Regions from separate parts of the Homo sapiens genome. Here all the other regions are linked to region 1. The links are chromatin contacts, found by Hi-C or POLR2A ChIA-PET in ENCODE. All regions are on one chromosome and are shown on one strand. The core of a region is the stretch at or near the end of the contact, and the rest is flanking DNA. Distances in the headings are between cores, read along the strand shown.

Region 1 (4,411 bases), core at 37-2,536:
AGGGGCAATCATGAGTATTAATAAAATTATAGGAAGTATGCACTTGGAGCCTCACTTGCCTGAAGTGCCTATGAGGTGAATCCATGCAATGCATAGCTCAACAAATTCAACCTCAACAAATTCAACCTGGTTGCCTAACGTGGGTATAAGGATTCCATTTTGCTCATGGCCCAGTCTGGTAGACCATATTTCTGGGAAGGCAGTATCAGTATCTGGATTTGATTTGAATCAAATTACAATTACTCTGGAGCTACTCCAGGTTATACCCCAATATTCATACCGTCTCCACCTTCTCTTCTAGCTCCTCATGGAGTGATCCGGATCAGAGTAGAAGGACTCTCCAGCTGGCAGAGCAGAGGCAGCAGTGCCCTGGGAGACAGGGGAGTGGATTCTACCCCGTCTCTGCTACTTTCTAGCTGATATGGTTTGGCTCTGTGTCCCCACCTAAATCTCACGTTGAATTGTAATCCCCAATGTTGAGAGAAGGACCTGGTGGAAGGTGATTGAATCATGGGGGTGAACATTCTCCTTGCTGTTCTTGTGACAGAGTTCTCATGAGATCTGGTTGTTTGAAAGTGTGTAGCACTTCCCTGCTTTGCTGTCTCTCTCTCTCTCTCTCTCCTTCCTTACTGTGTGAAGATTGTACCTACTTCCCCTTTGCCTTCCACCATGATTGTAAGTTTCCTGAGGTCTCCCCAGCCATGCCTCCTGTCTAGCCCGCAGAACTGTGAGTCAACTAAATCTCTTTTCTCCATAAATTACTCAGTCTCAGGTATATCTTTATAACAGTGTGAGAACAGATTGATAGACTAGCTTTGTGTCATTAGAGAATCGTCATCTTTCTGAGCCTCAGTTTCCTCATCTGTAAAATTGAAAGAATAATCCCTACCTCATGGAGTCGAGATGAGGATTTGATGTAATATGGTGTAATATAATACAGTAAAAGAACCCCTTCCCTTTACTCCCAGCTTTAATATTTGAGGACAACTCCTAGCTGGCAAGAGGCGTGGGAGAAGTAGAGTAAATCTTCCGTTAGGCCTCAAGTGTCTCAGACCTCTCAAGACACAAGGACCAGGGCTTCCCTTTGTCTAAGCATCTGGCTGGTGGCAATGAACATTTTATAGATGTAAGTAGTTGCTTTAAGGAATTTCAGCAATGACATAGTTCAGGTCAAAGATTTAAAGAACACGGTGCGCAGACCTGGGCTGAAGCTGTGGCTGGCCACGCTACTTCCTTAATGTAGATGAGCGTTTGTGCAAGACCTCATCCATGGAGGCTGCTGCCTCTTCACAAACCCCACCTTCACCACTGCAGGCTCATGCAGGTGTCAAGTGGCACCAGGAGAGCAAATTTGTTTGGTTAAATGTCTGACTCATCATTCATAGCTTGACAGGTTTCTGAGCTTGCTTCAGACTTGACTTGAAAGAAAAAGGTGGGAGCTGGCAGAGAGGAAATAGGATCCTTTTATTACAGAACACTTTCCTGAGGGGTTGTTTTCTTGAATGTTAATCCAGACCCAGGTTGTTATTCTAAAGGTGCACTGGAGCCAAACTTCAGGATGGAGCTCAGCTGTTAACCCATTAGTGACTCACCCAATCATGGAGACCCAGGGATTTGTGTGAGGGCTGAGATGCTGCAAGACCTGCTGATTGGGAGCCAAGGATTCTGACTTTTCTCTGCAGACTGAAGGTTCCCTTTCGTCATTTGCCCTTCAGACCTGGAATCCTTGCTTATCAGTGGGAAGTGGCTGTCTGCTGGATCCCATTTGATATCCCTGAGCCTGGGAACTATCTGGTAATGAGTTTCATCTGGAACTAAGTCTGGACCAATATGGATTGTCATTTGCATGGGGTGTATGGTGGCTACCCTGAATGCCAAGTGAAATAAATGTGAAAGCAAAAACACAGGCCCCACCAGTGAGGGTCAGGGGATGTTACTCAGCAAGGTTAGCAAACTACAACACACAGGTCAAATCCAGCCTGCTGTCTGTTTTTTATAAATAAAATTTTATTGGAACGCAGTCACGCTCGTCTTTTTAAATGTATTGCCTATGGCTGCTTTTGTGCTAAAGTAGTAGAGTGCAGTGGCTGTGACAGAGACTGCATGACTGGCAAAGCCAAAAATGTTTACTACCTGGCCCTGGGTTAGGAAAATGCTCACCAACCCCTGGGTTAGATGCACCCTTCCAGAAACACAACCCCTTTCCTACTGACCAGCCCTGTGGACATGCTTTCTCTAGCCAGTGTCCATCTTGAATGCAGGTAACGGCCTGGCCTCAGAGCTGAGGGCACCTGGTGCTGGGCCCATGGCCCTTCAGAGGCTAGCAAACCAGTGCTTCCACAGAAGGCTCAGGAAGATGGGGTGGAGGGTGTGGTGGGCAGCTCCTCTCTGCTGGGCAGCTCCTCTCTGCTGTTGACCCTCACTGGATTCATCATCTAGGGTGTTCTAGTAAGTAATGAAGAAACAAAGAAATTCCTTTGATCAGGGCTATATAAATTTCCTAGGGCTGGTGTAACAAAGTACCACAAACAGACTGACCTACACAAAAGGAACTTATCATCTCAGCTGGGCGCTGTGGCTCACACCTGTAATCCCAGCACTTTGGGAGGCCGAGGCAGGCAGATCACCTGAGGTCAGGAATTTGAGACCAGCCTGGCCAACATGGTAAAACCCCGTCTCTACTAAAAATACAAAAATTAGCCGGGCGTGGTGGTGCATGCCTGTAATTCCCAGCTACTCAGGAGGCTGAGGCCGGAGAATCGCTTGAACCTGGGAGGCGGAGGTTGCAGTGAGCCAAGATTGCGCCATTGCACTCCAGCCCGGGTGACAGAGCGAGACTCTGTCTCAAAAAAGAAAAAAAAAAAAAAGAAATTTATTATCTCACAGTTCTGGAGGCCAAAATCCAAAAATCAAGATGTGGGCCGGCCATACTCCCTCTGATAGTGCTAGGAAAGGATCTGCTCCAGGCCCTTCTCCTGGCTCTGGTAGTTCCTTCGTTTACAGATGATGTTGTCTTTGTTTGTTTCCATTGTCTTCCCTCTGTTTGTCTCTGCATCCAAATTTTCCCCTTTATTAAGGACTCAGTCACGTTGGATTAGAGCCTACCCCAAACACTTTATTTTAACTAATTACACTTGCAACGATCCTGTTGCAACCTCACATTCTGAGGTACCAGGGGTTAGAAGTTCAACATACGAACTTTAGAGGTGGTGGGGGGGCGGTACAATTCAACCTAGAGCAGGAGCTCTGTGTCACTGCAAGGCCTATGTCATACAATAACACGAAAATCTTATGACTGCGATAAAGAGAAAAAAAATCTGTAACATATGGCTCAATAATTGGTGATTAAACTTCTATTCTGTACAAGCTACGATGCTCCATTCTGAATCATTTAAACTTTATGAGAACCCTTTGCAAATGAGAAAATGAGTCCCAAGGTGTTTAATTTCTCAAACAGTAGAGCAGATTTCAAACCCTGGTCTGCCTGGTTTTGAAACCCTCTCCCTGTTCACTAGGCCAGTAGTTCTCAAACTATTATCCTGGAACCAGTGATACCAGGATCACCTGGCAACTTGTTAGTAATGCAAAGCTTCAGGCCCCACCTCACACATACTGAACCAAAAACTCTGCTACAGTAGCAGAAGGGGACTGTGGCCAAAGTTCTGGAATCCATGAATTGGGCCAGGCCTGAGAGCAGGCAGGTTGACATTTATTAGCTACGTAAGTGCCAGGCACATGGCTGATTGGCTTCATTTAGGCTGTTTTATATGATTGTGGTAGGCAGAAAATGGCATCCCCAAAAGGTCCAAATCCTAATCCCCAGAACCGTGAAGGTGTTCCCTTACATGGTAAAAGCGTCTTTGCAGATGTGATGAAATTAAAGATCTTGAGATGGGCAGATTATCTTGGGTTCTCTAAGGGGGGCCAACAAAATCTCAAGGTCTTTATCAAGGAAAGAGGTAGGGAGGAAAGTCAGTTAGAGAATGTGTGAGGATGCTTACACTGGTGGCCTTGAAGATGGAAGTAGGGGCCACGAGCCCAGGAATGGAGACAGCCTCTAGAAGTTGGGAAAGGCAAGGAAATGAATTCTCCCCTAGAGCCTACAGAGAGAGAGAGCTGCCAACACCTTGATTTTATCCCAGTGAAATCCATTTTGGACTTCTGACCTCTGAAACTGTAAGATAATAAATGTGTTATTTTAATCTACTATGTGTGGTAATGTATTCATTTGTTACAGCAGCAACAGGAAACAGATACACTGTATCTGATTGGTTAATGTGTTTCGATCCAGGCAAATATCCAACTTCAAGCTACAAAAGCCAATGCCCGCAGCAGCCTTGTTCCTGGCAACCAGACCTCTCCACTGCTGAATCAGAAAGCTATTAATAGTCCAAAGACCCACCATCCACGG
Region 2 (4,708 bases), core at 108-2,607, 350 kb after region 1:
AATTCCAGCAAAGGAGATCCAAGAAACCAGCACCTGCATCCCAGAGCAACTTCTAAGGACAGCAATGACATGCAGCCCAATTAAGCAGGAAATTTCAAAGCCCTCCACTTTAGGTCCATAGCAGCTGGAATGAGGAAGAAAAGGACAAATCAGTGCTCAATAGCTTGCCCTTAGATTTGTTATCGAGCTAGAATAACAAGCAGTTGTCATATTTCAAGTGTGTTTTAAAAGTCCTGAATCAGATAACTATCATGCCTTGCATTGTTCTTGAAAATGCAAAAATAGAAAAAGGAAGAAATTATCTAAGAGCAATAAACCAAGGAAACAGAGACCAGGCAGGGGTGGGGCTGCAGATCATCACTACTGATGCTTATGAACATTTACTACATGACAATAGTTACTACATGACAGAGTTAGACACAGTTCCAATCTCTCTGTCCAAGAGAAAGAAAGAATAAGAGAATAAAAAATGTAGCTATTTAAAAGAATGTAACGAATTAATAACAATAGAATAAGAGAATAATGTAACTAATGAAAGAATGTCACATTTGTATTTTCTAAAGAAGGCAGTTTAGGGTGACCCTAATGTTTTTCAACATTAATTTTTTTACTTTATTATGTTGTTAGGGAACATCAAAAACACAAAGTACTGTACTAAATATATCACATGTCATAAAGACAGTACACATTGGGTGGGTCAATGACTGAGGCTTGCCTGAATTAGCTTTAATTGATTCACTTAACATCTCCAAGCTTTTCCGGGCTGTTTTGTAAGTAAGTATGATTATATACAAGGTGATACATAAATATTTAACATAAGCATATGTATATATCTATACATACACATGCATATGTATATATCTATATGTATACATGCATATCTATGTACACACACATATGTGTATGTATGTATATGCATGTGTGTGTATGTTTTTATATGTAATATATTGAGACCATTTGACATACCCAGGTACTGAGCCTACCATCCCACTGAATAAGTTAATTTACTGGGCTCTCAGAGTATGAATCCTTAGCCTTCTCAGAGCACATGCACTGTTTGCTCAATCTGAAAACACGTAATTATTTAACTTGCCTTCTAAAGTAACACCACACCCTGGATATGATGCAAGACCCAGCATTACAAGATAAGCTCTGTCTCAAGTTTCTGCTCGTTATAGTGCCTGAAGTATTTACTCATATGCTCAGGGACTGAAGCAGAAGTAAACAGTCAGGCCAGTATTATAGGGACACCTGTGTTACAAAATTGACTTTCTTATATTGTGAAAGCAATGAATGAAGTTCAGCAGGCCTCCTGTAAGGATGCCGATTCAGCCCACATCACCTTGGTCAAACAGGACTTCAGCCTTATTGCCGCCCTCCCTAACGCACCCAGGTCAGTCTACTTTCCTCAGGTATCTGATCCAAGCTACAAGTCATGGGTCTCCGCTGCAGCACCTCACCTCCTGTTTATCTTCTGTTTGCACCCGTCTTCGGGGAAGTTAACCTTGCTTTCTGTCAATGTGTGCTGCCCCTGGATCTCCAAAGAGGTTTCTGCATGGTGTGTTTAACAGGACTGGACTCTATCTTTACAATTCTACAAAATCAGGCCAGGCGCAGTGGCTCATGCCTGTAAACACCTAACACTTTGAGAGGCCAAGTCAGGCGGATCACCTGAGGTCAGAAGTTTGAGACCAGCCTGGCCAACATGGTGAAACCCCGTCTCTACTTAAAAATATAAACATTAGCCAGTTGCAGTGGCGGGCACCTGTAGTCCCAGCTCCTCAGGAGGCTAAGGCAGGAGAATCGCTTGAACCCAGGAAGTGGAGGTTGCAGTGAGCCGAGATCATGCCACTGGACTCCACCCTGGGCGACAGAGCAAGACTCCATCTCAAAAAAAAAAAAAAAATTCTACAAAATCACTTCGTTTATGACTCCCTCTCTAATTAAACAGAACACGGTGTCCTGGAACAGAGACTCAGGTACAAGTTTACATTTCTATTAGGCTTGATGCCTCATATCTTCCCCACAACAGGAGTACTGAGATTTGATATAGCTGAGTGATTAAGAGCAAGAACTTGGAGAACTAGTTAGCCAGGGTTTGAATCCCGGACCACCACACACTAACTGTGCCTCACTTTCCTTACCTTTATTTTTATTTATTTATTTATTTATTGAGACAGAGTCTTACTCTATCACCCAGGCTGGAGCGCAGTGGTGCAATCTTGGCTCACTGCAACCTCCACCTCCTGAGAATTGAGGCAATTCTCCTGCCTCAGCCTCCCAAGTAGCTGGAACCACAGGCACGTGCCACCACACCCGGCTAATTTTTCTATTTTTAGTAGACATAGGGTTTCACCATATTGGTCAGGCTGGTCTCAAACTCCTGACCTCAGGTGATCCATCCAGCTTGGCCTCCCAAAGTGCTGGGATTATAGGCATGAGTCACCACACCCAGCCTATTTATTTTTTCTTTGAAACAAGTTCTTGCTCTGTTGGCCAGGCTGGTGTGCAGTGGCCTCAGCACAGCTCACTGCAGCCTTGATCTCCTAGGCTCAAGTGATCCTCCCACTTCAGCCTCCCAAGTAGCTGGGATTACAGGCATGTACCACCACACCTGGCTAATTTTTTGTGGTTTTTGTAAAGACACAGTTTTGCCATGTTGGCCAGGCTGCTGGAACTCCTGGACTCAAACAATCCACCCACCTGGCTTTCAGAAGTGCTTGGATTAAGGCGTGAGCTACCACACCCAGCCTTCCTTACCTTTAAGATAGATAGATAGGTAGGTAGCTAGGTAGATAGATGGAAGGATGGATGGATGGATGGATAGATAGATAGGTAGATAGACACAGAGATAGATACATACATAGACAGATAGACAGACAGATAGACGGATGGATGATAGTTAACCAAAGTGCTCAGACTAGTGCCTGGTATGCAATAAATGCTACCTAAGTGCAAGCATAACAAATATGATGATAATGGTACTTCCTATCTGCCTTGGTGTTCAGGAGAGGATGAGGAGGGACGGGGCCACCCCCGTGGTAAGCAAGTGAGGGCATCCCTGAAGTGGCTGCAGCTGTGCTGCACTGTTCCGTTGTCTCCATGGAGGGCCTGACTTGGTGTGACCAGCTCTGCACATTTTCAAGAGAAAGCAAAATCCAAATTTCTGGATTTTAAATTGTTGGTTTACATTTTTAAAAATTAGTGTTTGAGCCAAAGAAAGCATGTCTAGAAGCAGATTTTTTCCCTTAAGTCACCATTTTGTGACCTCAGACACATATGAATCTATAATGTGTGGGTTTCCATTTTTCTTTGCTTATCATCCATACTTCTTTCTCAGCTGAACACCCCAGGGGCAAGAGAAAGCACACAGAAGGCACTCAATGAAACCCAGCTGAACAATGACCTGGTTTGTTAATAAACAAACACCAGTGGGCTTTTCTGCAAGAAAACAATGAGTAACAGTGTCAGCTACATTTAGGAACTTTTTTTTTTTTTTTTTTTTTGGTTGGAGTCTGAGTCTCACTGTCACCCAGGCTGGAGTGCAGTGGCTCAATCCCGGCTCACTGCAACCTCCACCTCTTGGGTTCAAGTGATTCTCCTGCCTCAGCCTCCCGAGTAGCTGGGATTACAGGCATGCAACACCACGCCCAGCTAATTTTGTGTATTTAGTAGAGATGGGGTTTCACCATGTTAGCCAGGCTGATCTCAAACTCCCGGCCTCTGGTGATCCGCCTGCCTCGGCCTCTCAAAGTGCTGGGATTACAGGCATGAGCCACTGCGCCCGGCCTAGGACCTTCTCTTAAAGTGCATCTTTAGGTCAAAAAACCAGGCCCTGGGAGCACACATCTGAACAAGATGCAGCCCCTGATTCTGAGGAACTTACAGACTTGTGGGGGACACAAAAGTGCAGACAACTGGCTGGGCGCAGTGGCTCATGCCTGTAATCCCAGTGCTTTGGGAGGCCAAGGAGGGCAGATCACGGGGTCAGGAGTTCGAGACCAGCCTGACCAACATGGTGAAACCCCGTCCCTACTAAAAATACAGAAATTAGCTGGGCGTGGTGGCGCACACCTGTAATCCCAGCTACTCGAGAGGCTGAGGCAGGAGAATCACTTGAACCTGGGAGGCAGAGGTTGCAGTGAGCCGAGATCGTGCCACTGCACTCCAGCCTGGGCAACAAAGCGAGACTCCATCTCAAAAAAAAAAAAAAAAAAAGCGCAGACAATTGCAATGTTTACAAAACACATTGGCATACATTATGTCATTTCACATCATGAGAACCCACTGCAGTAGGTACCGCATGTGATTTTATACCCAATAGAAGAGAAACTGAGGCACAGAGAGGCTAAGTAACTTGTCCAAGGAGGCTAAGTAACTTACCCCACTAGTAAGAGGAGTTGTAACAAGAACCAGTTCTGCATACTCCAAGCCCAGGGCTCTTTCTGTTGCATTCTAATGCTCCAGCATAATGTGCATATTTTCCGGTGCCTGTGATACTAGCAACATCAGACTCATTAACATGGCCGATATCCTGTGAGCTGAAAGAAGGCACTGATAGCATCATGGAATGCAGCCCTTAAACACACCTGAGAATAGTTAGGAAAATTTTTTTCTTCTCATGGATTACAATTTCCCTTCTACCAAAAAGAATTTGAGGCCACTTGCAACAACATGTAATGCTGTTTTTAAACAGTTAAAAGAACAG
Region 3 (4,738 bases), core at 1,417-3,916, 450 kb after region 1:
TGCAGTTTAGTCACACCTTAGTCTCACGATTTGGTTTTTCTGGAGAACCCTAACTAACACAGTACCTACAGGGTGTTCTGTAAATATACATGTTTCATCAATGCATGGATTTGATTTTGGTATTTTGAGTCTCCTCTGGGCATCAGTCTACAACTCATCTTGGGGATGGTTTATACCTGCAAATAGTCCACCTTATTAACTGCTTTCTTCCTAGTTTCTCAGTGAGTGACATTTTCCTGACCTCTTTTCCAGAATCTAGAAGCAATTTTCCAAAGCCCATTTCCTAAAGGAGGCCCTTACACAGAGCAGTATATACCCAATAAGGGTCTTTCCTTTCCTTTCCTTGAACCCTTATCAAATCTTTCTAGTCTTTTTTTTTTTTTTTTTTTTTTTTTGAGATGGAGTTTTGCTCTTGTTACCCAGGCTGGAGTGCAATAACGCGATCTCGGCTCACCGCAACCTCCGCCTCCCGGCTTCAAACTATTCTCCTGCCTCAGCCCCCTGAGTAGCTGGGATTACAGGCACACACCACCACGCCCAGCTAATTTTGTATTTTTAGTAGAGATGGGGTTAGTCAGGCTGGTCTCAAACTCCCTACCTCAGGTGATCCGCCTGCCTTGGCCTCCTAAAGTGCTGGGATTACAGGTGTGAGCCACTGTGCCCAGCCAAATCTTTCTAGTCTTTCAAGGGTAAACTGATACACAGCTCTCCAGTTTCTTTATTTGTGTCATTTCATTTAATCGTTCATTTTATTTTATTTTATTTTTTGAGATAAGATCTGGCTCTATCACCCAGGCTGGAGTTCAGTGGCACAATCTCAACTCACTGCAACCTCTGCCTCCCGGGCTCAAGCCATCCTCCCACCTCAGCCTTCTGAGCAGCTGGGACTACAGGTGCACACCACCATACCCAGCTAATTTTTGCATTTTTTGTAGAGACAGAGTCTTGCCATGTTACCCACGCTGGTCTCCAACTCGTGAGCTCATAAGATTTGCCTGCCTCAGCCTTCCAAAGTGCTGGGATTAAAGGCGTGAGCCACCATGCCTGGCCTTCACAGTTCTTTTTTTTTTTTTTTTTTTTGAGACTAAGTCTCGCTCTGTCTCCCAGGCTGGAGTGCAGTGGCGCGATCTCAGCTCACTGCAAGCTCCGCCTCCCAGGTTCACGCCATTCTCCTGCCTCAGCCTCCCGAGTAGCTGGGACTACAGGAATCGGCCACCACGCCCGGCTAATTTTTTGTATTTTTAGTAGAGACGGAGTTTCACCATGTTAGCCAGGATGATCTCGATCTCCTGACCTCGTGATCTACCCACCTCAGCCTCCCAAAGTGCTGGGATTACAGGCGTGAGCCACCGCGCCCAGCCCACAGTTCATTTTAAACTTCAATCTAGAAATGGGAATCTCAAGCAAAAGAAGGTGGATGTTTTTATTTAAGGCCCTCAAAGGAGATAAGGAAGTTCAAGAAATTTTCCAAATGGAGTTGCAAGCAGAGAGAATCATGGAGACTTACAAAGGTGCTCGATCTTAACAGGAGCTGTTATTTGTTTGCAGATTTGCCTGGGATCTTCTTGTGGGCCTACATACTCCCCATTGTCACTGCAATAGAGCCAGGATCCAGCCCAGTGCCTGGTCAGAAGAAGCTCCATTAGTGCTTAAGAACTGTATTCAATTGGAACTTTCAACCAATTCAATATGGTCACAACGGGTTGGCTCCTAGTAAGCTGCTCAGTAAGTGTTTCTTCAGGTGACGTTGGCAAATGAAAGGCAGTAAGGCCCAGTGATTTCAGATCCAGACTGTGGTACTCAGAACCATATAATCCTGGGGTCAAATCTCAGCCTTGCTTGCTTCTTTCTGCGTGCCCTGAGCCTCTCCCCTGTAGAGAACCTATTTCACATTGTTGCTATGAAAATGACATGAGATCATGAATGTGAAATTTATCATAGTATTGCTCATACTACTACCTTGGGCTGGGAACTATTCCTGGGCTTTCTCATTTAATCCTCTTGCAATTCAAAGAGGAAGGCGCTCTTAACTGCCCCACTTCTTACAGATTAAGAAGTTGAGGAACAAGGGCTGGAGCGGTGTCTCCAAGGTCACGAAGCTAGTAAGAGTGGGTATAGATCGCAGATGCAGTGGCTGGTCTTAACCGTTAAGGGAGAGCTACGAAGTCCCACGTGTGGACAGTAAGTACTCAGTAAAAGTACACTGTTACTGTTACTGCTGCTGCCATTGTGCTGGACAGCCGGGGAAAGTGAGGGGCAGAGAACTTGAGTCCCCATAGCTACTCCATAACAGAGCCAGAACCACGGGTGGCTCCAACATTCAGATCTGGGGTACCAAGCCTTGTTGCTTGTTTCTTAACTGCTTTCTCCAAGGCCTGCCCTGGGCAGCCACACCCAGAGTTCTCACGACACCCTGGAGCTCTTGCCACCCAGAAGTTCTTGCCACACCCTGCCTGCTCCCGGAAGGTAACAGGGCCACTGAAGAAGGGCTGCATTGTTGTGGCCTTAGCCTTGGCCCTGAAGGCCAGGAGGACAAACACTTTGGCTTGTAAGTACTGCAAATCAATAAACAGTAAAACTCAGAATAAATGCCCTCTTGAACTTCAACTGACCTCAACTCCAAGCTGGCTGGTCCTGAGGACAAATACCCAGGAACGTGATTCCAGGAGAGAATACTTCTGCATGGCATCCAGTTGCTACCTGGCAGGAGGGTGTTTGCCTTTGAGAGAGGTGGGGGCAGGGGTATCAAATTCTCCTGGGGAAGACAGGAAGTTTGCCAGCGCCACCCAGAGCAGAAAAAAAGTGTGGCAGTATCAATAAAGATGACAATAGCAAGAGATCTCCTTTTTTCCTCAGAGTCCTGGCCTGCATGAATAGGTGAAATCACAACAGCTAAGATTCAGTGAGTGCTTCCTGTGTAGGCCACGTGCTGCACTTAGGACCACACGCATGGGTTCGTTGAATGCACTCAACAACCCTATGGCATGGATTTTATTATTTTCATTTTTCAGGTGAGAAAACCATGGTACAGAGAAAAGTAAATCGCTTCCCCAGGGGCTGCTCGGCCCCCAGGAGGCAGAACCAGAGTCTGAACCCAAGCGATCTTTTACGGCCCTCCCCTGCAAGCTGGCAACGGAGTATTTCCCTTTATGGTCCCTCTCATTTAATTTTGAATCAGATGTCTTATGCCAAAGTATATACAGAAAGGACACCACTTTGGAAGGTATCTTTGTCCATTCTGGCTACTATAACAAAATACCATAAACTGGGTGTCTTTTTTTTTTTTTTTTTTTTTTTTTTTTGACGGAGTCTCGCTCTGTCGCCCAGGCTGGAGTGCAGTGGTGCGATCTCGGGCTCACTGCAAGCTCCGCCTCCTGGGTTCACACCATTCTCCTGCCTCAGCCTCCTGAGTAGCTGGGAATACAGGTGCCCGCCACCACGCCCGGCTAATTTTTTGTATTTTTTTTTTTAGTAGAGATGGAGTTTCACAGTGTTAGCCAGGATGGTCTCGATCTCCTGACCTCGTGATCCTCCCACCTCAGCCTCCCAAAGTGCTGGGATTACAGGCGTGAGCCACCAGGCCCGGCCAACTGGATGTCTTATAAACAACAGAAATTCATTTCTGACAGTTCCAGAGGCTGGAACTCCAAAATCAAGGCACAGGCAGAGCTGGCATCTGGCGAGGTTCTGCCCTCTAGTTCATAGATGGTGCCTTCTCACCATGTCCTCCCAAGGTGGAAGGGGTGGGAGGTCTCTCTTGGGCATCTTTGATGAGGGCACTCTTCCCATTCAGGAGGCCTCTGCCTTCATGACCTAATCACCTCCCAAAGACCCAGCTCCCAGTACCATCACCTTAGGGGGTAGGATTTCAACATATGGATTTTAGGGAAACACAAACATTCAGACCATAGCAGAGGGGATGAGAGACCCCTGAAGCCTGCTAAGGCTCCTGAGAGCAGCTGACAAATGTATAGGATTTTGAAGAAACTTTTAAAGTCCCAGGGCAATCAACTTTGTTCCTGCTCTGAGTCTGAGAGGTCCCCATTCAAAGTTAGCCCCCTCATTCAGTCTTTTTTTTTTTTTTCTTAAATTTTGAGACAGGATCTTACCCAGGCTAGAGTGCAGTGGCACAATCACGGCTCACGGCAGCCTCCACCTCCCAGACTCAAGGGATCCTCCCACCTCAGCCTCCTGAGTAGCTGAGACTACAGGTACACGCCACCGTGCTTGGCTAATTTTTGTATTTTTTGTAGTGACAGGGTTTTGCCATGTAGCCCAGGCTGGTGTGGAACTCCTGGGCTCAAGCAGTCCACCCACTTTGACTTCCCAAAATGCTGGGATTACAGGCCTGAGCCCCTAACTCAGTCTTTATTGCACAGCATTAAAAGGGTGGAAGGAGCGCTTCACAGAGCCATTCTCCTCCTCCCACCACCATGAGAGGTACAAATTCTACCAAACCTCGTCTCCTGTCTGCCTCTGGTGCAGGTTGAGGTTTGGCCTTCAGGGATTGCTCCTCTGAGCTAATTTCTTGCAAAGGATGTGACAAAGGTCACTAGAGAGAAAACACCTCAGCACGTGTTCCATAGGCCAATGCGGTGAGTTCAGCACAGCCCCATCAGCACGCAGACCATGTGAGAGGACTCATGCATGGGAGGCCACCCACGAACAGGGCTATTTTAATAGAATGTCTTCGGGTGTGGTGAGAAAAACCCCGGCTTGGAGTGTTTGTGGTTCATCT

What was found. A loop is a pair of places that touch in the nucleus more often than their neighbours do. ChIA-PET counts read pairs that join two places held with the same protein, here RNA polymerase II (POLR2A).
Region 2: a loop to region 1 is called in a map of Caco-2, with 4 times the contacts of the local background. The contact joins two enhancer-like sites. A Hi-C loop is called at or near these places in 1 of 168 maps with a recorded cell type or tissue (Caco-2). POLR2A ChIA-PET finds 5 or more read pairs at or near these places in 1 of 52 experiments (activated naive CD4-positive, alpha-beta T cell).
Region 3: a loop to region 1 is called in a map of PC-9, with 9 times the contacts of the local background. The contact joins two enhancer-like sites. A Hi-C loop is called at or near these places in 1 of 168 maps with a recorded cell type or tissue (PC-9). POLR2A ChIA-PET finds 5 or more read pairs at or near these places in 1 of 52 experiments (CD8-positive, alpha-beta memory T cell).

What each region holds. Positions count from the first base shown.
Region 1 is chr4:38,274,190-38,278,600 of GRCh38, forward strand. LOC124900694 (a long non-coding RNA gene) reads right to left here. Exons shown (of 2, transcript XR_007058100.1): 2 at 1,988-2,445. Among named protein-coding and RNA genes, the nearest start is that of LINC02513, 91 kb to the right of the region's middle. Within about 2 kb of position 1,287, at least 3 of the 41 ENCODE cell types and tissues checked have a DNase peak (open chromatin) inside an H3K27ac peak, as active enhancers do; they include PC-9, where a contact is called at or near this core.
Region 2 is chr4:38,620,039-38,624,746 of GRCh38, forward strand. It overlaps KLF3-AS1 (KLF3 antisense RNA 1), which reads right to left. Exons shown (of 16, transcript NR_171644.1): 6 at 4,384-4,541. Among named protein-coding and RNA genes, the nearest start is that of KLF3, 42 kb to the right of the region's middle. RefSeq lists enhancers at 2,090-2,942, 4,538-4,707. Within about 2 kb of position 1,358, at least 10 of the 41 ENCODE cell types and tissues checked have a DNase peak (open chromatin) inside an H3K27ac peak, as active enhancers do.
Region 3 is chr4:38,726,290-38,731,027 of GRCh38, forward strand. No RefSeq gene overlaps it. Among named protein-coding and RNA genes, the nearest start is that of TLR10, 54 kb to the right of the region's middle. RefSeq lists an enhancer at 4,557-4,738. Within about 2 kb of position 2,667, at least 8 of the 41 ENCODE cell types and tissues checked have a DNase peak (open chromatin) inside an H3K27ac peak, as active enhancers do; they include PC-9, where a contact is called at or near this core.